Linked DNA regions of Mus musculus: regions 1, 2 and 3 are each linked to region 4. A link is a loop called in an ENCODE intact Hi-C map of the cell type or tissue named here. Cell type or tissue: left cerebral cortex. All regions are shown on one strand.

The links. Peaks named below come from ENCODE experiments on the same cell type or tissue, not always from the same donor. Only the 100,000 strongest peaks of a DNase experiment are listed, where the experiment ranks them.
Region 1: a loop joins it to region 4, with 3 times the contacts of the local background. A loop is called at or near these places in 7 of 42 quality-filtered maps.
Region 2: it touches region 4 in a loop (2.5-fold over the local background); 2 of 42 quality-filtered maps call a loop at or near these places.
Region 3: it touches region 4 in a loop (5-fold over the local background); 3 of 42 quality-filtered maps call a loop at or near these places.

Annotation. Positions count from the first base shown.
Region 1 is chr17:83,348,193-83,353,192 of GRCm38, forward strand. Eml4 (echinoderm microtubule associated protein like 4) reads left to right here and starts at 2,749. Exons shown (of 23, transcript NM_001379374.1): 1 at 2,749-3,047. The coding sequence starts at 3,023. In left cerebral cortex, a CTCF peak has its summit at 2,539; DNase peaks (open chromatin) are centred at 2,644 and 3,680; H3K4me3 peaks cover 2,794 bases; H3K27ac peaks cover 1,270 bases.
Region 2 is chr17:83,847,881-83,852,880 of GRCm38, forward strand. It overlaps C430042M11Rik (RIKEN cDNA C430042M11 gene), which reads right to left. Exons shown (of 2, transcript NR_155491.1): 2 at 3,792-5,000. It also overlaps a transcript of Haao not described here. Among named protein-coding and RNA genes, the nearest start is that of Haao, 3.6 kb to the left of the region's middle. In left cerebral cortex, a CTCF peak has its summit at 2,766 (motif pointing left); DNase peaks (open chromatin) are centred at 1,413 and 2,769.
Region 3 is chr17:83,627,390-83,632,389 of GRCm38, forward strand. It overlaps Kcng3 (potassium voltage-gated channel, subfamily G, member 3), which reads right to left and starts at 4,506. Exons shown (of 2, transcript NM_153512.1): 1 at 3,574-4,506. The coding sequence starts at 4,229. In left cerebral cortex, no CTCF peak of the experiment used is centred here; DNase peaks (open chromatin) are centred at 1,059, 1,887, 2,722, 3,119 and 2 more places; H3K4me3 peaks cover 2,986 bases; H3K27ac peaks cover 262 bases.
Region 4 is chr17:83,512,197-83,517,196 of GRCm38, forward strand. It overlaps Cox7a2l (cytochrome c oxidase subunit 7A2 like), which reads right to left and starts at 2,137. Exons shown (of 3, transcript NM_009187.3): 1 at 2,008-2,137. The coding sequence starts at 2,079. In left cerebral cortex, a CTCF peak has its summit at 2,411; DNase peaks (open chromatin) are centred at 1,246, 1,421, 2,183, 2,383 and 1 more place; H3K4me3 peaks cover 2,965 bases; H3K27ac peaks cover 2,234 bases.

The DNA.
Region 1 (5,000 bases), 160 kb before region 4:
TTGGTCTCCCTGACTCAGCCTCCAGGGTGCTGAGCTTACAGGAAAACACAGCATGCCCGGCAGCCTGAGCCTGCACTGAGTGTGCCTGCCCTGAGTGTGCCTGCCCTGAGTGTGCCTGCACTGAGTGTGTAAGAAGGCGCATCTTTCCATCACAGCCTTCCTTCCCTTAGTCACGTATTCCACTCCGGCAGGAACTATTGGAATAACTAGATATCTGGGGCAACTAGCTTTCAAAGAGTTGGGGATACATTTGATGTTAGGCTTAGTGAAATATTCCACCCAGACCACGGCCATTTGCATTGAATCAGTGCCAGCTACTTTTGTTTAGCGATAGATTTCGGGAGTGCTCCTGTGGCTCAGCTCACTGACTTGCCTGGCGTCCCAGCATAGAATTTCAGGGCTAGAGGTTAGAACACCATATGGACATACAGCTGGCCCTGGCAGTATGTGAGGAGTGTGGGAGGAGCAAGGGTTGCAACACACAAAGCCAAAGGGGAAGGTCCTTGCAGTCATCAGATAAGTACATTGTAAGTAGAGAATTTGGCCTTCATTGATGGCAAGCCAAAATAGACATTTGTCTCCTGTCAAGAACATACTCAGTAACGCAGTGCTGTAGAATTTTAAATGTATAATACTTGTGTTTTTCTTTTTAAAATGTGAATCATATGAAATTAATCAGAATGCCTCTAGCAATTATATATAATGTATAGCATATATGTAATATATACATATATGTAATATATACATATATAATATACACGCATATATACATATAATATATACACATATGTAATATATACATATACACACATATATACATATATGTAATATATACGTATGTATACCTATATGTGATATATACATATATAATATATACATATATATACTATATATATGGCTTTACTATAAGTAGGAAATCAAGTTCTACTTCAATTATTGAAAACTTAAAAATTGGTTCACCATGCTAGAAGAAAACCTGACTTACTATTCTCTTCTTTTAGTTAAACATTTTTTAAAAAGCCAATGTCAGGTTTTCATTTGTTGTGCTTGTGCATGCGTGTGCCAGAGGTCAGCCTCAGGTACAGTTCCTCATGAGCTGTTTATGAGATAGGACCTCTCTGTGGAGGCTGGCTGGCCAGGATGCCCTGGCGTTCAGTTTGTCTCTGCCTTCCCAGATCTGGGATTGTAAGTGTACATCAGTACACTTTCCCTGCTTCTGTGGGAAGCACATTACTGACTGTCATCTCTCAGCCTTGCTGTGTCCTGTTTACAACACTGACCTCCTAGGTTTGCTGTGATGTTTCCTTAAGTTTTTAAGTTAGATTTTGTTTGTTGGCTGTTTCCAGAGCTGGGGATCAAACCCAGTGCCTCCTATTTACTAAGCACAATTGGTCACCGAGGTACACTCCCAGGCCCTTAGGAAAGAAGTTTAAAAAGGCATCAAAGGGGAGAGGTATCCTTCAAGGATGTTTAACAATCCTTTCAACCATTTAATTCTGTCAATTCTTTTCATGGCAGTTGTTGTTCCCCATTTCTTCTCTCCTTACTTCAATTTGTTCCTTGTAACCTACAACTCTATTAACAGACATTCTTATTTTTTTCCTAACCCAGCTACTTTAAAAGGTATATCTAATTTAGTCTCTGAGACACCTTACAGTTTTTTGTTACTCTAATCTGCACATCGACCTAGAAGGGACCTAAACTATTCAAATGTCTTTGTAAGGAAAGAGGATAAAATCAGAGGGTTGAGAGCTGGAGAGATATAGCTCAGCGGTTAAGAGCCCTGACTGCTCTTCCAGAGGTCCTGAGTTCAATTCCCCGCAACCACATGGTGACTCACAACCATCTGTAACCGGGTGACAGTGTACCCATATAAATTTAAAAAAAATCTTTAAAAAATAAAATAATAATAATAAAAGATTAGAGGGTTGAAGAAGATGGGATGAGTTTTGGTTGTGCTTGTGCATGCGTGTGCCAGAGGTCAGCCTCAGGTACAGTCTAGCACTTGAATTTGCAAATAAATTAAAGCAAGGCCTAAATTTAGTTAGGTGACTTCATAGATTTGAGCCTAGAACTAAGGTTTATTTAAAAACTAATAGTCTGTGCTATAGTTTCCTGATAGGCTATCCGGTGGCTTTGTGCCCTGATGGGAAGAACAAAAGGAGAGTAAGCCAAGCCAGTCTTTTACGTGCACTTTCCTCATAAGACTTGGGTAAGACGAACTCTTTTCATCCAGCATTAACATTGTTTGCTTGTGCTCTGTCCTAGAACCTGCGGTTGTGGCAGACATGGCCTCAGGCTGGTCAAAAAGTCTTGTCTCTACCTAGAATTCTCACTGACTAGAGGAGAGGGGAACCCCAAGAAGGGGAATCTTTCCTCTCACTCGTTAGCCTCCTCGTTACCTCCCTTCAAAAGAACTCTAGAACTGTGCTCCGCGGGCTTCCCAGAGGGAAAGAATCCCACAGTGCAGGTCAGCTTTCTAGCAGCAGGACACCCACGAGCCCCGTCCACTCAGACCCAGTTTCGGGCTGGAGAATCCTGGTGGCGAAACCGGGCCAGGAACACAAGAGCAGCCAATAGCCTCCTAACTCTCAAGAGTTCTCTGCGGCTGCGGAGGCAGGGCAGAGAGGGAGGGGCGTGTCGCGGGAAGCCCCGCCCCGTTCCGTCACGTGGGGCGGGATCGGAAGCGTGACGGCGTGCGCGGGGGCGGAGCCGTGGCTGCGCGCGGGCGCGGGGGCGGGGCGCGGCGCGGCGCGGCGCGGCGCTCACGGCTGCGGCTTAGGAGAGAGAGAGAGAGAGGGAGAGAGGCCGGGCAGGCGGCGGGCGGCGCGGCTCTCAACCTGATTGACCGACTGACCCTCGGGGCTGACGGGCTGACCGGCGGACGGCGGCGGCGGGAGTCGGAAGCCGCGCCGGGCGACGCTGAGAACCGGCGGGTCAGGTCCCGCGGCCGCCGCACGGTCGGGGCGCTGAATGAAGCGCCCGCCCCGCTGAGCCCCGAGCCCGGCGCGGTCCCCGCAAGATGGACGGTTTCGCCGGCAGCCTCGGTGAGTCCGGCCGCGGGCTCGCGCCCCTCGTACGTAACCCGGGACCCCGGCTTCCTGCGCGCGCGCGCGCCGCGGGCCCTGCTCCCCGGGCTGCCCCTGCGGGTGGCCGCCGCTCCCGGCACATGGTCCCCGCGAGGCTGCAGCCCCGCCGCCGCCTCCGGGACGGGCGGCCCCTCCCCCCATGCAGCCCTCGCCTCCAGACCCTCCCTTCTTCCCAGAGCCCCCTTCAGTGCGGGGGCCCTCCTTCCCCTCAACGACCCTCCAGCCGCTGCTACGTCCCTCCCGGTACACTTAGCACCTTCTTCTGACCCCCCCACCCCGTTAAAGTCAGGGCACCCCTTCATCAAATACAGACTCTCCCTCAGAGTACATCTCTCCACTTAAACGGAATGATAGGCAAGATTGGGGCAGCCTTTCCGGAGGGAGTAGGAATCCCCAGTCCCACTTCTGGATTGGAGTCACCCCTTTCAGTCTTTATATTTGAAGATTTATTAAGTAGCCCTCAGTAACTGACAGCTTCCCTCCACTTCCCTGAACGTTTTGCAGTGGTGGAGAGCATTATCATCTACTCAATACAGGGAAGGAAGAGGCGCATCTGTGTTGGGGGACCCTCTTTAAGAGTGAAAGCAGAAGTATGCTCTCCATGCGTGCTGGAGAGAAGTAATCCTGCCCAATGAACCCATAAGAGGGGGCCTCAATCGGAAAAGAAAGGATTCTCCATTTTTGGAATATGCTGTCTTTGTGGAATGGAGAGAAAGGGATAGGGTATCCTGTTGGCTGAAGTGTTTTCTCAGTGTTCCATTTAACCAGAGTACAGGTGCTAAATGTTGTGACTGACTTGAGGAACAGAACTCCAGGGTAACCAGTACCTGTGTCTGGAATGGCTATTCTTTGAGGCCACTGGAATCCAGTTACTGTAGAGATTTCAGTGTTACGGTGAGAGAAACGATTCTGTTTTTGCTGATACTGCGGTTATGTGATACCAGCGACTGGGTTTGATTTGTATATTTGACTAGTTTATGTGGTAGTAGCGTGTATAGTCGGATGCTTTTCTTTTTCCATTTCGTGATAATAAATCTCTAGTTAGTTAATGTTCACTGATCAGCAAACCATCTGGCACTAAGCCATATTTTAATCTGCCCACACAAGATTGGGATTAGATGGATTTTTTTTTTAAAGTAAAGTTAAAAAGTAAACAGAAGAGCATCAGGCTCTTACAGTTGTTAAATAGTAAAGGCACAATTTTGGTCTTGACTTTCTTGAGGGGAAAAAAAAATCATTGTTGTTATACAGCTTTGAGAATGGAAATCCTAAAATAGGAGCAATGCATTGTGGTTCTTTTCTCTCCAAAGACACCTGTTGTCCATTATCTAACCTTTGATGTTTTGTAATTCCTTACATAGTGAAGTTACTTCCTTCTCGGCCTCCTTTTAGCCAGGCATTAACTCTTAATTTGTTCTTTTTTGGTTTTGTGACTGGGTTCATTTCCCCAGTTCATACTGGCTAGTAGACTGGCCTGCGTGTCTGCTAACATGCAGATTGGGTATCTTTGGGGGGCTGTGATAATCTCTGTATGTAATGTGATCTTTACTCTTGTGCTTGTGCTGAGGAATTCTGGAGGGCTTTAAAAGTGCCTTTTTCACCAATTGAAACACTTAAGTTAATTTTGAAAGTGTATATGCCTTGTTAAACAAGTTTATGCGTAACTAATCCAGTAGAGACAACAGAAAGAGTTGCAATCAGGAAAACAAATCCCATTTTTATGTTGTGTTAAAGAGACATAATGACGTTAAACATTCATTTCACACCATCTTTTGTGATCGGAACATTGAATTGCCATCTTTTGAGTGGTAAAGGAAGGGGATGGTTTTTGTCTCCTTTCTGGAGTTGCCTTCGCTGAAGAGACTTTGTAACAGGAGTTGTGCTTTCTCTTTCTGTGGCTTTCTATGAGTA
Region 2 (5,000 bases), 340 kb after region 4:
TACAGCTTGTTCTAAAAGAAGACAGGAGCAGTCTGTCTTCTAGGCAGTTAGGAGGAGGGCCTCAAAGTCCTCCCCAACCCCACTGACACACTTCCTCCAACAAGGCCACACCTCCTAATAGTGCCACTCCCCAGGCCAAGCACATTCAAACCCACCCCAGAGCCTGCCAGACTAGAGGCTCCTCAGCCAAGGTTGCCCTGGGGCAGGAAACGTAGGAGGAAGAGGGGAAGGCAAGGACCACCTACCCTCCAGGACTCACAATTCTTGGGAGAACTGAAAGGGAGTGAACTACAGAAGTCAGTGCGAGGGAGAAGAAATGGTCTCAGGCCTTTGAGCCCAGAATACAGACTACAGAATAGAAGAATTCCTAGTGGCTCCCTCGTGGCTCTCATGGCCACCCTCGCTTGTCTGCAGCCTGACAGAGTCTCTTCTTCTCAGAATTAAAAGCTCTGCTGGTGTAAGCCAAACTTGGACAGGCTCTCAGCAAGCATCTCACGCACCTGGCAGGGGCCTTCTTGTGTCCTCTCCACCACCCTTGCCCCTTTCTACAGCTTTATCTTTTTGATTATTCACTTGGCATGTTTCAGCTAAGTATTTATTGAAGCATTTCCTTCCAGAACATTGTTTGGTACCTAAATAACTCAAACCTTCTTTATGTTTCCCATCTCCCCGTAGTCAAATGGGTGTAAACAAAACCCAGGCAATGCAGGGACCTATGACCTATGTGTCAGGCTTGTTTCAGGTGCTGTTAAATGGGGAGGAAGGGGGAGGAGTTAAGAAGGTAAGGAGAAGGCAATCGAAGTCACACCAAGGGGAGGGGCTGCTTGCAAACCAGCAGATGTTCTGACACTTCCTACAGAGGACAGAGTGGTAGTTACCCTGTATTTTAATTGATGCAATCAAACGACGTGAGGCTGTACATAGAATTTGAGGACATGAACACTCTAGATTCAAACTAAGATATATTTGTATAATCACTGTGAGAGATGCCCTCTACTTTGGACTATGTGATAAAACACTGTTCTAGGGTACCACGGGCAAGCCTCATTATTCAGATGACTTCAGTGTTAAGAAAATACAGTTCCCCTCTTACCCATGTGTTCTGCCATTGATCAGTCCCCGATTGACTGGGGCCTTCCAGATATTGATCCTTGGTCCTTCCAGACTGTACCTGTTTGTATTTAGCTGCTTTGCCTATTGCTGGAACAAAAAGGGGTTAATTTTGGCTCCCAGTTTGAGGGGGAAGTCATGGCGACGGGAGTTTGAGGCAGCCCATTGTATGGTATCAACGGGCAGGAGGCAAGCTGGATGCTGACCAGTGCTGATGTTCAGCTCCCAGTCGCCTTCTTACTCAGCCTGAAAGGCAGGCAGCTCACAGACTATCGCCACCCACAGTTAGTGTGGGCCTCCCCAGCTCAATTAACTAGCAACTCCCTCACAGATGTGTCAGGAAGCTCGTTTCCATGGTGATTGTAAATCCCATCAAGTTAATAATCAAGATCAAACATCAGGCTGCTCCCAGGTGCCACCTCTTTCCTCCGTATACAGGAGCTTATTTGTGCCATGGAATCAGAGGAAAACAGCATCTACTCAGGGCTCCGATCCCATCAAGGCCTTCCCACTGCTGGTGCGGTCCTGCTCTACCCCCCTGGATTGGGCGGTGCATGAAGACCTTTAGATGCCTCTAAGTTTGGCTGAACATGGCTGTTGATAACAAGCTGATCCCTTAGTCCCTCAATAGATTGAGCTAGTGTGTCAGCAGCTCAGACCTGTTGGTCTGTCCGTCTGTCGGTCTCCCTCCCTCTCTCTCTCTCTACCTCCTTTCATACATTCATTAAGTATTTAAGAACAAATAGATTTCTATGAATAAAAGAAATGCTTCATGGGCTCTACTGGTGAATGGGAGTGGGTTGGGGGTGGGGGGAGGGACACAGGCCACGCCCACAGTCTTCTACAGTACTCTCACAGCACAGTCCAGTTCTGTAATCCTAAGTGTGGGGGGTATTTCTCCCACTAGCACACAGGCAATCAGACTACAGCAGTGCCTGGGGTGGGGTGGGGGCGGCGGGGGACATCGTCATTCTGACCCTTCTGCATGGCTATAGCATTAGACCCCACAGGATGAGAACTCAGTCCCATGAGACTGTCCCCGACTTCAGACCAGCTGCTAAGAAGGAATTTTGGTTTCTTCCTTTCCTTTCTTTCTTTTCAGGTGTGTTCTGTTTGGTTTTAACTTTTCTTTCCTTTTTATCTATTCTTCTCTCACACAGTAGATGGAGACCGCAGTTTTCCTTCACTCCACTCCTCCCAGTCCCCACCACCGCCTTCCCTCTTCCCCAGCTCCACTGCTCCTGTTTCCCTTCAGGAAAGGGCGGGCCTCCCAGGGATATCAACTGAACACGGCTTAACAAGATGCAATAAGACCAGACACAAATCCGCCTATCAAGTCTGGACAAGGCAGCCGAGGAAAAGGGTCCCAGGGGCAGGCAAAAAGCACCCAACTTTCACTGATACAAGTCCACAAACTCCCAAGCTAACCAGCAGAACATATGAGCAGAGGGCCCTGCACAGACTCATGCAGGCTCCATGATCGCTGTTTCAGTCTCTGTGAGCCCCTACGAGCCCTGCTTAGTTGATTCTGCGGACCATCTTCTTCTGGTGTCCTTAACCCCCTCTGACCTCCAATCAACAACTTGGGATTTCGGAGGCTGGTTCTTGGAAGATTTGTAGTTGCTGAGCGTCTCCACTGGCACGCTGCTGCCCCCTTGTGCAGAAACCTGAGATAGCATCCTTGAGGATGAGAGGTTGAACTGCAGGCTGTGGCCAGAGGCCTGCTGTATAAGTCTGCTTAGATGCCCCAGTGGAAGATGTCTGAATGTAGTTCAAATCACTGCCCTTATGCAAGCGAAATGGCTACAACTGCAGGTCACTGAATTGGGGGTGGCGTGTCACACTCCAGTTAACCGAGACTACAGGCATAAGGGTTCCCATAGCCGTTTAGTGTTGTTCTGTTTTAAGTGTACTGAAATAGACCTGAGACATGAGCACAACGGAACATGTGAGTGGCACCATTTCGACTTCAGAGCCCAGCACGTAGGCCCCCACAGCTGCCAAAGAACTAGTCCACTGAAGATCTAGTCTGGACTGTCAGGATCTGGGGAAGTCCCTAAATGTCCTAACCTTGCCTTTTGGCTTCTATAGTTCTACTTTCACTAACTGTTCTTGCTAAGTGAAGTGTGTCAACCAGGATGTGATGTCTGTGCATAAAGGGCAAGAACAGAGCATCTTGGGCTGCATGATTTGAGTTAGTTCCCCTGCAGTCACTGGCTGGCAATCCTTCTACCGTGCTTTAAGAGTATCTGTGTGGGCTGGATCTAGGCCTCCCTGAACATATGTAGCAGATGTGCAACTTGGTTTTCATGTGGGTCCTGAACAACTGGAACGGGCGATGTCCCAAAAGCTGTTGCCTGTTCATGGGATATGCTCTTCTGCTGGGCTGCCTTGTCTGGCCTCAGTGGGAGAGGTTGTGCCAAACCCCACAGAGACTTGATGTGCCTGGGTGAGGGGGATACCCAGGGGGTCCCCACTAGCTCAGAGGAGGAGGGGGTGAGAGGATGGGGAAAAGGATTGTGGGAGGGGATGACCAGGAGGGTGGCAGTGAACAAGATGGAAAATTAATTTTAAAAAACAGACTCTCTGTGTATTCTCTGGTGGAATTACCTCTGAACAATATCTCTCATGAATGGTACATAGCTGAAGTTTAAACAAATCTGGTCTGACAAGTCTGGTATTTAGTAGCTGGGTCCGCACATTTCATATTTAATCATTGATATAATTGTGTTGAGGAAAGGAAGAATTCCTTAGTCCTATCATAGGAAGTAGAGTTTAGTTGAACAAAGAAAACAATACAACAATGACACTGCTCCAAGAACAGAACAGGTTCTAAGAACGGCAGCCAGCGCTGAATTCTGAAGGTGTCTGCAGAGCAAGAGAACTGACACATACACACAGGACTTAATAGTTAGCTGCTCAGTCCATTTCAGGGTCTCCAGGAGCCAATGATTCGCAGATCCTGCCTTTGAACTTTCCCGACATTTGCTTGGTGTACTGAGCAGATGCTGGACTCCACTCCGAGTCCGTGGTCTTCTGCAGATATTGCTGGTGGCACCTATGCTAACGTCTTGTTTTGGGTTTTCCATTGACTAGACTCAGCTGGTTTTTCTATTGATGCTATGACACAAAATTAGTGGTGTCAAAATAATGCTAGTAAGCCAAACCTGGTGGCAACAGACTATAGCTACTGGAGGCTGAGACAGGAGAGAAAATTCAAAGCTATTTGTGCTGAAGAGGAAGCCCAAGGGCCTGAGCAACTATGGGAGACTATCTCTCAGAAAAAGAAGAAGAAGAAGAAGAAGAAGAAGAAGAAGAAGAAGAAGAAGAAGAAGAAGAAGAAGAAGAAGAAGAAGAAGAAGAAGAAGAAGAAGAAGAAGGTTAAGAAGAAGGTGTATTCGTCACGGTTCTCTAGAGCAGAACTTATAGAATGAATCTCTCTCCCCCCTCTCTGTCTATCTACTTTTCTCTATCTATCTATCTATCTATCTATCTATCTATCTATCTATCTATCTATCTATCTCATATATATACATATATATATGGAGAGAGAGAGAGAGAGAGAGAGAGGCTGTTGTCCAGCTAATCAAACAACAATTGACCATGAACATAAAGCCCAAGAATCCAGTGGTTGCTTGGTCCACAAGGCTGGATGTCTCAGCTGATCTCCTGTATCTGCCGGAATCCCGCAGAAGTAGGCGGCGCTAACGCCAGTGAAGGGATGGATGTGCTCGAGAGGCGAGGGTGAGCAGGCAAAGAACGAAAGCTTCCTATGTCGTCCTCTTCCATAGACTTCCAGCAGAGGGTGTGGCCCAGGTTAAAGGTATGTCTTCCCACCTCAAGATCCAGATCTCACCTCAAAGCTGGTCTAGAAGTAGATTCATCCACTA
Region 3 (5,000 bases), 120 kb after region 4:
AGGGTAGTGGCCTACACAAAGAAATCTGTCTTGAGAAAGGAAAAAAAGCAAAAAAACAAAGACTCAAAAACAAGATGGTGGTGTCGGGAGTTCACCTGTCTTCAAGGGCTTTTCCTCCATGTCACAGTGTTTTGAGAAAATGCCCTCGAGGACATGAAATGACATATAAATAGTACAAAGCAGCAATCCCTCAAGTTCGGGAGGAAACATCTCATTTACTAGGGCAGCCCACAAAGACTGAGGACAGGACCTGAGCTGTGCGTGAATGATCCATTTCATTAGGTTAGGGACGCACAGTGAGGGGCACAGAGGTGACAAAGGAACAAGAGAGCAGGGCGTGGAGAGCCCGCAAGTGGTTCTGAGTGCTCCCAGCTCCTCCAAGTCCACCGGGCTAGTCACGAGGGGGAGGGGGGGTATCTTTAAGATGCTCTGGAGGAATTTCAATTCTCCCTAGTATAGACCACAGTTGTTACTTAGTATCTATTTTCACAAGCACGGAGCAAGACAACTCAGATCCTGCCCAAAGCCTTTCAGCTCTTGCTTTTGCAAGGCTGGGGAATCCAACCTAAGGGCTTTTGCCCGAGTGCTTTTATTACTGAGCTAACATTCCCAGCCCGATTTTTTTTCTTTGTGGGGGGGGTTACAGGGTCTCACTATGACATAGCTTGGGACTCACTATGTAACAGGCTCCATCTTTTGACCCTCGGGCATTGAGCCTGAGTTAGCAGAATGACAGGTGTGAGCCTCCATGCCCATTCATCTTTCCTGTGCCCCATCTCCTCCCTCTGCCATCTCGGGACACACACTTAACACACTCGACTTCCTATAGCTAAGCTTCTCAGTACAAATGATACAAAGCGGCCAGTAGGTAGCCTCGGCTGCAAAACAGAGTATTCACATCCTTAGACTATGCTTTCCAGCTCACGCTACCACCGTTCTCACTCCCTAAACACAACATACAAGTTTCATGCCTGTGCCCACGCTGTTCCTTTTAGTGGAAGACTCTCCTATTTTGCTCTTCAGCAAGACACAGGATTGTGCAGGTTGCATAAACCCGTTTATGTAAGTGACACCCCCTGCCAGTGTTTGGACAGTGCACAGACTTCTAAGGATGCCGGCTTCCATCCTCCATGACCCTTGAAGGCTTTCTTGGAATAATTCAACTCCTGAAGACCAACTGTGCCTCTGAGTCCTACATCAACTTTTCTTTTCTTTCTTTCTTTCTTTTTTTTTTTTTGGTTTTAGAGCTTTATTGTAGAAAGGCAGAGAACAAGAGGGAAGGTAGAAAGAGAGAGGCCATGGTCACGTAGAGAGATGGGGGGAAGGGAAAGAAAGAGGGCTAGAGAGTAAGAAAGCTGAGAGCTTATGAGCTTAACTTTTCTTTATGAGAAAAAGTTACAGTGTTTGGAACAATGGACGCTCAGGAAAGACACTTTAGAAACTGTGATGAGATGGATCAAGATTGTGAGCTGAGGCTGGGAAGTAAATAGCAAGTCACTTACTTGCCTGGCGGGCTAGGGTTCCCATCAACCTCAGGTCTACAAGGGGGTGGAGGGAATTCTTACTCAAATCTCAAAAGGATGTAGACTCGTGTCAGTGGCCACAGGCTGGCAGGAACTGAGCGACTATGAAACGCCAGCTGCCATGTCTCTGTTACAGGAGGCCAGCGAGGGGCTTCTTGTGCAACGTGTGACATCCTTAATATTCCGCCATGCCATGGTTTATCTGGGATTACAGATACGGGCTTTCTTATACCTACTCATAGAAAGAAGCTTAAAACCGGGCCATTAAGCCAAGAAAAACATGCATATGCCTGAAATATCCGGGTATCTAGGAAACAGGTTGACTTGAATAATTATATACATACTTAGGATACATATACACAAACGGAGCCTTACTCTATCTTCTTCACTTCCTCTGCAGCCTCTGTTTTATCTGTCTCCTCCCTTCTGGGCTTCTTCAGTTTCTCTTTCTATCTAAATTAGCGTTCACCCTAATGCTCTACTCTAACCCTCTTTCTCCCCAATCCCCCTCCCTCCTTCAGAAAGGCTGTCACTCTCTTGGCTCCCCTTAATCAACTCCCTCACAGTCTAAACCTATCAGTCAGGGCTGCTGTAGCCTTGGCTAATGAGCTCCGTCCATCACTAACCTTCAAAGTCTACAGTTACTGACGAGTCCTTTCAAAGCCGGTCACTCGAGGCTCATTTTTCTATGATGCTTTCAAAAAAAAAATATTATCAAGGCCACTTTATTTATAAAGGAAAGTTAATTCATCGTATCAAGGAAGTACCAAGGAATCGATCCCTCTCTGTGAAGTGGAGACCCGACCCAACACACAAAACAGGACGTTCCTAAGTTTCTTCTTTTCAAAGCACAGGTCTTGGATTTCATGCCAAGATGGGATGCTGGCAATGGGCTCTGTGCTTCCAGTCCACGGTAGTTACTGTTAGGATTCATACAGAGAGGAAGGGATGCACTGCTGCTGGGTCTGCACTTACCACAGTCCCTAGCACACACAGGCCCATCGGGAAAGGATTACAGGACACGGTCTTGACTTGAAAGTGAAGGGGGAAAAAAATTAGGGCAGAAAATGAATGGGTGAAGGCTCCTAGAAGAGTTATCAAACAAAGGGTGAAAGAGAATATACAGTTTGGGTTTTATGCCCAAAATGGCTGTCTGCTCGGAAAGTCCAACTTTAGTCTGCTTATTCCTCCCACCAAATATGCAAAATAAACTCACTTGTTCTAAAAACAGGAGAGTGCTATCACCATTAAGAGATAAGCATGAGCTCAGGAAAGATTAAAGTGTTTTCTTTTCATCCTAGTAAAGTGGGGGGAGGCGGGAAGACACTTCAATGACCGAATCCTGTTTCTGGGTTTGGGGAAGTTTCGCTTTTTCTTCTCTCCCAAGGTAATAGCTGTTTTTGTTTTCTTCTCCACACTGAAGACCCTCTGAATGAAACTCCAAATCCTTAATGCCACACAGAGGAGAGGAATTTGCTAGGTCCACACTTGCTCGGAAAGGAGAGAGGAAAAAGGGCACAGGCACCCATTATTCAGAGTCTATCACTAAATTAGCCTCCTTTATAATACGGATTCCATCCCAGCACACATTACGCCGGGAGCAGGGTGTGCAGAATGTGTGGGCACTGAAGCAGACCACATTTCACCGAAATGAGACTTCATCTTTTCAAACACCACCAGTACTGGCACATATTTCAAAGAGCTCTTAGCTCAAACTGAATCATCGTGCAAATTATTGCGTGTTAGCAATAAAAGTTTGGAAAATCTAATTAGCAGGTTGCTATTTGGTCAGAACTAAAACACAAAGCCTGGAGGTTTTACTCTAAAAGGTGAGACCCAAGCACAACCACAGGCTGCGCCTGTGAAAAGGGGGCGGGGTTGGGGACCCATAGATTCCTCACACCCCTCGGCTGGAGCGCCAGGGACCTCCTGGGGCAGGAAAAAAGCCTAGCTGAGCTGCCAGGCAGACAGGACGGAGACCGGACGGACGGACGGCACGGATAGACGGGACTGGACGGACTGGACGGGCAAAAAAAGCAGTGCGTCCTACCCGGAGGGTTCCCTCCCAGGGCTGGCGGAGTACCTGCTCCGGTCATCCAGACTGCGGTTGTCAGCAACCGCCGCACGCCAGTCGGGCAGCGTGCTGGCGCACAGCACCACCATGGACACGATCACGAACACCACGGACACGCTGGCCAGGATCTGCGCGGCCAGCGACGACGTGGGCTCCTCGAAGGTCCGCCGCATGCGCTCCAGCCAGCGCCGGGAGGGGGCCGCCTCGGGTCCGGCGGGACGAGGCTGCTCGCGGCCCAGCTCGTCTGCCGCGTGAAAGGTGTGGGTGTCGGACATGCGGTCGTCTAGGCGGCGCTGGCAGCAGTACTCCAGGTGCGCACCCTCCAGGCCCCAGTAGATCATCTCGTTGTAGAAGGAGAGCTCGCACATCCGCGGCGCGAAGCGCAGCTTCCCGTGGCCGCGCACGTACAGCAGGATGAAGCCGAAGGCCTCCGAGTGTCGGTCGAAGAAGTACTCGTTGCGCTCCCGGTCGTAGTCGTCGCACACTTCGAGCACGTCGCGCTCCGAGCGGCAGCCGTGCAGCCGGCTCACGCGGCGCAGCGGGAAGTCCTTGAGCAGCTCCCGGGACAGCGAGTACCGGGCGCCGCCCACGTTCAGCACCACCGAGGCCGCCCCGCCGCGCCCGAAGGTCATGGCTGGCCGCCCCGGGGGCCTGCCCGCCGCGCGCACGGGGAGGCCGCGCCGTCGGGGCCCGAGCTCCCCCGGGGCTCGCGCCCCGCACCGCCCGCGTCCCCCGCGGTGTCAGTGCCGCCGCCCCTCGCTCCCGGGTTCGCCCTCCCGAATCCGGGTGGCTGGCCGCAGCTCCAGGTGGCGCCGGTCTCCCAGAGGGCGAACGTTAGCCGAGGCACCGTGGGCAGGTCTGCCCGGTCCCCGGCGCACGCAGCCCCGCCGCCGTCCAGAGGCGAAAGGCAAAGTGAGCCGGCTCCGGCGGCGAGGAGCGGGCTCCGGGAGGCGGGGGCGGGGCCTCCCTCGCCGTCCTCCTCCTCGCCCGCCGGCTCCGCGCGCTCCGCTCCCTCCGCGCGCACCTCCTTGCCCGCCCGCGCCCGCACCTCCCGGCTCGCTCCGGCTGGGATTCCCCGGCGCCCCGCCCCGGACCTCGGGCTCCCCGCCTCGTGACGCCGTGCGCCCCCGCCCGCAGTGGCCGGGAGGGGTGCGCAGGGCGTGATGCGAGCTGCGGGGAGCCCCGGGGCCATCCGGATGATGGACACACCTCCCCCAGGCTCCTTTAAAGAGTCCCCCGAAGGGAGGAGACAGGAGGGAAGGAGGGGTGCTGAGGTGAGGACCAAGGTGCGAGGTTTGAAGTAGGGAGCAGACGGCGTCTGGATGAGCCTTTGCCAGAGACTGTTGGAAACCCTGGTCGGCTTCTAAGGCCGCCCCAAAGGATTTCTCAAAGCAGGCAACCCA
Region 4 (5,000 bases):
TTTCTCCTTCTAAACAACAAAGCTTACCCTTTGCTTCATCTCCACTAGAAACATCTATAGAAACTAGAGAAACGGTGCAGCAGGTTAAGAGCACTGGCTGCTCTTCGGAGAGGACTCAAGTTTAATCCCCTCTACCCACACAGTGGCTCACAACTGTCTGTAATTCCAGTTCCAGGAGATTTGGAACCTCCTTCTGCAGGCCTAAGCATGCATGAAGCGCACAGGCATGCATGCAAACAAAACACTCATATACATAAAAAATAAAATAAAATATAAAAAGCACATCTACAACCACCACAAAAGAAACTGTGACATTTTTGATGAAACAACTCATACGCTGTAACATGAAGGAACCTCAAAAGTGAAGTTTCTGTGGGGTTTACAGGGGTTCAAAAACAGGCAGAACTATTTATAACTGATAAATGTCAAAACAGGAAGGCAGACAGGGGTTTTAATGCGAGTTTGAGAGACCTTCCTGCAGGTGGTATAATTTATGGTCTGGGTACTAACAAAGGAGTGCGTCACATGGCATAAGTATGCCAAACCTTGCCTAAAGTAACATACCATCTCTATGCACTGAAAATACACTATAGATGATGATACAATGCAATCAGCCATTTACCTACATCGTCTGTCAAGAAATCAGTCAACATACTGGCAGTTCTTTCCTTACAACTCATTACACTGGGTTCCACTGACACCACACTTGCTCACCTCTAACACTGGACTGTTCTTTGAGTGAATTTTCCTCATTTCCTTCCACATTTCTGTAACAGAACGATGGTGTCTCTCTCTCTCTCTCTTTTTATGATCTCTCCAGCAGCAAAGAGCCTACTAGCAGCCATGTCTGTTAAGCACCACATTCATAAAACCTCAGCAGCTACCAGACACAACACAGCACTAGACACTGAACACCTAAACACTCTTGAGACTTTTCCTCCTCAACCTCCCATACGACCCTTCTTGGCCTCCTCTCTCCTGAAAGCACATCTACTCTTGTAATGAAATCATACTTAAACACTGTCCCTTAAGATGGAGTGTCCCATAGGGGTAGAAAAGAGGCAGTAATGACAATCTCTTTTACAGCCCATACAGGTCACTTACTATTCAAGGTTTTTCAGCTTCGTGTCCCACCAAGGCTTCTCGAACTATGCTGAGCAGTGATTCAGTTCAGGAGAATATATAGCATTTATCCAGCACCAACCATCTGCCAGAAAATCTGCTCACTCGACACATCACATTTAACCCAAGTTAATGCTGCCCCGAATTAGAAGGGGCAGTCAAGGTCACTAGATTAAGGCTGCTAAATTCAGTACTAACCCAGTATTAAGTGGAACTCTAAAATACCACATTTTCACAACACTGAGATTGGAGATGGGAACGCCATTGATAGGATCTAACTGGAACCTGGATAATGTCAGATTGCCCAGTAGTCAACGGTCACCGTCTGCCACTTTAAAACTAGCAAAAGCATAAACCTCGTTGGGTGTCACTTCCGATGCTTTCCCCAGTATGTATGTATGTATGTATGTATACACATATATATATTCCCATGCCTTATGAGCGAGCTTCTCAAATCCGCCCTCCCAGTCTTCCATTTGGTAGCTGGGTAAAGCTGCTTTCTGGGCTGTGACAGGGCCAGTAACAAGAGGAAGTCACAAAGGCCACCTCAACCAGAGAGAGCAGAAACCCAAACACAGTTATGTCACCTTCTGCAATCCTTCACAGATTCTACGGGAAATCCACCTTAAACAAGCAACCACCCCAGGGGTCACCTTGACCCCCGCAAGGTATCAGACCTGAGTTCAGTGCCATGCAAACCTCGCCTAGGGTGCAGCACACACCCAGAAACCTCGGCGACCGCTCCAAGCCTGCGTGGTTAAGGACACCAGGGGACACCAGCAAGCCGGACCGGTCGGCCGGCAGAAACCCTTCACGGCTCGAACCTCGCAACTGCCTGCCTCGGGCTGCTGTTCTCCGGCCCAAGGCGACGCGGCAAAAGTGTACCTGCGGGGTGTAGGCTTCCGAAGCCCAAGCTCCAGCCAACTTCTGCGTGAAACTGCTAAACTTGTAGTACATGTTGGCGGAGGCCCGCTTCGCACCGCCGCTGCCTGTGCGACCGCCCTAGAAAAGGACCCGGCTTCCCCTTAGGCCCGCCCAAAGCTCAGCGCAAGGACCTTAATCCAAAATGCGGACTGTCTAGAGAACGCCTGACTTAAAACATAGCCTCCTACGCAACGTCGGGGGGAAAAAACCGCGCTTTCTCAAGACCTAGAAACGAAAACAAACTCTAAAAGACATGGAAAGAGGCTGTGTTCAGGCTTCCCGAAAACTCAGGCTTCTCTGTACCACTCACTTGGATGTGGGCAGTGCCAAGGCGCCTTGACAGGTGCGCAAGCGTCCTGTGGACAAAGAGGGCGGCTGAGAGCGACACAGTCGGTCAGAGCGAGTTCTGGGCGGGGCCTAGAGCGGGGGCGGGCCCAGGACGTGGGTGGGGTCTCGTCAGGCCCAGGTCCCGCCCCATTTCAGGGTTATTAGTATCTGTTGAGGGGTCTTAATGTACCAAGGGTTGTTAGGAATTTCACCTCAGTTATGACAAGAACAGCTCTTTGGAGCCGTGAGTGCATCGCCTGTAAGCAAAATCCTGTCTCAATGCCGGGAAAAGTGACAGGAAAGGAAAGAGAGTGGGAGAGAAGGAGATAGGAGAGAGAAGAGGAAAGGGGAGAAAAGAGAAGAGAGATCAAGGAGGGAGATGGTGAGAGGAAGAAAGGAAAGAAGGGGTAGAGGGGAAGAGGAAAAAGAGGTGAGGGAGAGAGAGGAAAGAGGGAAGAAAAGAGGGAAGGAGGAGAGAAAAGAAAGAGGAAGGGGAGAGAGGGAAGAAAGGAAAGAGAGGGAAGGGAGAAAAGAGGGAAGAAGAGGGAAGGAAAGAGGGGAGAAGGAAAGAGAGAGAGGGGAGAAGAAGAGGGAAGAATCTATAGGCTTTGTGTAGACGTAAACTTAAAGCACCTGTGTGTGCATCTTGCGCTTTTGAGAGTGAGATTTTGTCAGCATTCATTTGGTTGCTCATCTCTTCCTAGGCCCTGTTCTTTGAGATAAACGTATGCAGGGGAGGTGACTGGGAACACTTGTGAAATCTCTACCTTCTGCTTGAATGATGCGCAGTTACAGCTTCCTGGTTATGGTTATACTCTGCCGCACCATGCAGTGTGACTTAAGCTTCCACTCTGAGTCGAATACTGCATAAACAGAGTGTGCCGGCTTCCTAACCTCCAGGAACAAGTTTTTAGTCCTATCATTTAACCAGAGGTTTTTGCACACACATTATAGATTTATGCATACTATATTTTAAATGTAAGTTGGTAATGAATAGCTGATGATGCCAAGCTTAACATAGTATTTTCTCTAAATGCATTGAACCCCCACAACCCGAGAATTGGTACTATGACCATCTCTATTTTACAGCACAGAAGAACGGAGCGACTTGCTGAGGACAGCAATTAGTGGCAGAGTCAGGCACCAGGCTCAAGAGTACAGATAAATAGATATAAATCCAGGGCTGGAGAGAGAGCTCAGCGGTTTTAAGAGCACTGACTGCTCTTCCAAAGGTCCTGAGTTCAAATCCCAGCAGCCACATGGTGGCTCACAACCGTCCAGAATGGGATTGACACCCTCTTCTGGAGGATCTGAAGACAGATACAGTGTACTTACATATAATAAGTAAATAAATCTTTAAAGAATAAGAAGAAAAGACTCAAGGCTGAGCACTCTAGAGCAAGGGTGTGAATTAGCATCCTGCCTTTGTCTTCAGCACCTCAAATACCCTGAACAGCAAAGATTCCAGCAGCTTCTAATGATGAGTAATCCAACCTTACTGTCCACCCAGGCTTAGTTGCTGCAACCAACACCATGACCAAAAAGCAAATTGAGGAGGAAAGGGTTTATGCAGCCTACACTTCCACATTGCCGTTCATCACCAAAGGAAGTCAAGACAGGGAGTCAAGTAGGGCAGGAACCTGGAGGCCAAAGCTGATGCAGAGGCCATGAAGGGGCAGATCTTACAGGCTTGCTTTCTCTGGCCTGCTCAGCCTGCTTTCTTATAGAACACAAGACCAACAGCCCAGGGATGGCACCACCCATAATGGGCTGGGTCTTCCCACATCAATCACTAGTTAAGAAAATGCCCTACAGCCAGAGTTTATGAAGGCATTTTCTCAATTGAGGTTCCCTCCTTTCAGATAACACTAGTTTGTGTGTCAAGTTGACATAAGTCTAGCCAGGGTGATACCTTTACAAAGGCATGGTATGATGTAACACAAAGAAAAGAAATTTAAAAAAATCACAATTTCTGTTTGAGTTCTAGTTTCTCTGCAGCTGAATGATTTAAGCCTGATGATGGCCCTTTGTGAAACCTCATTCCCTCTTCAATGGAGGGGTAGCCATCGTTACCCCGTCTCCTTTACTCACGATCAGAGACTCAACCATTCAGGAGACTATAAAGCTTATGTAAAGTTCATGACCTAAGCTGCTTTGTCCTTTCGGGTCTCAACAGAACTTGGCTATAGACAAGAAGATCAATTAACTTGTGTGACAGTGTGTCTATGCTTGGGCTAGAGAGGGGCACTATTAGGAGGTGTGGCCTTGTTGGAGTAGGTGTGTCACTGTGGATGTGGGCTTTAAGACCCTCATCCTAGTTGCCTGAAAGTGAGTTTTCCACTAGCAGTCTTCAGATGAAGACGTAGAACTCTAAGCTCCTCCTGCACCATGCCTGCCTGGATGCTGCCATGCCCCCACCTTGATGATAATGGACTAAACCTCTGAACCTGTAAGCCAGACCCAATTAAATATTGTCCTTATAAGAGTTGCCTTGATTATGGTATCTGTTTACAGAAGTAAAACCCTAACTAAGACAGCATGGTTACTTAGATCTCAGTTATTCTAAGTCAGTGGTTCTCAACCTCCCTAATGCTGTGACCCTTTAGTACAGTTCCTCGTGCTGTGGT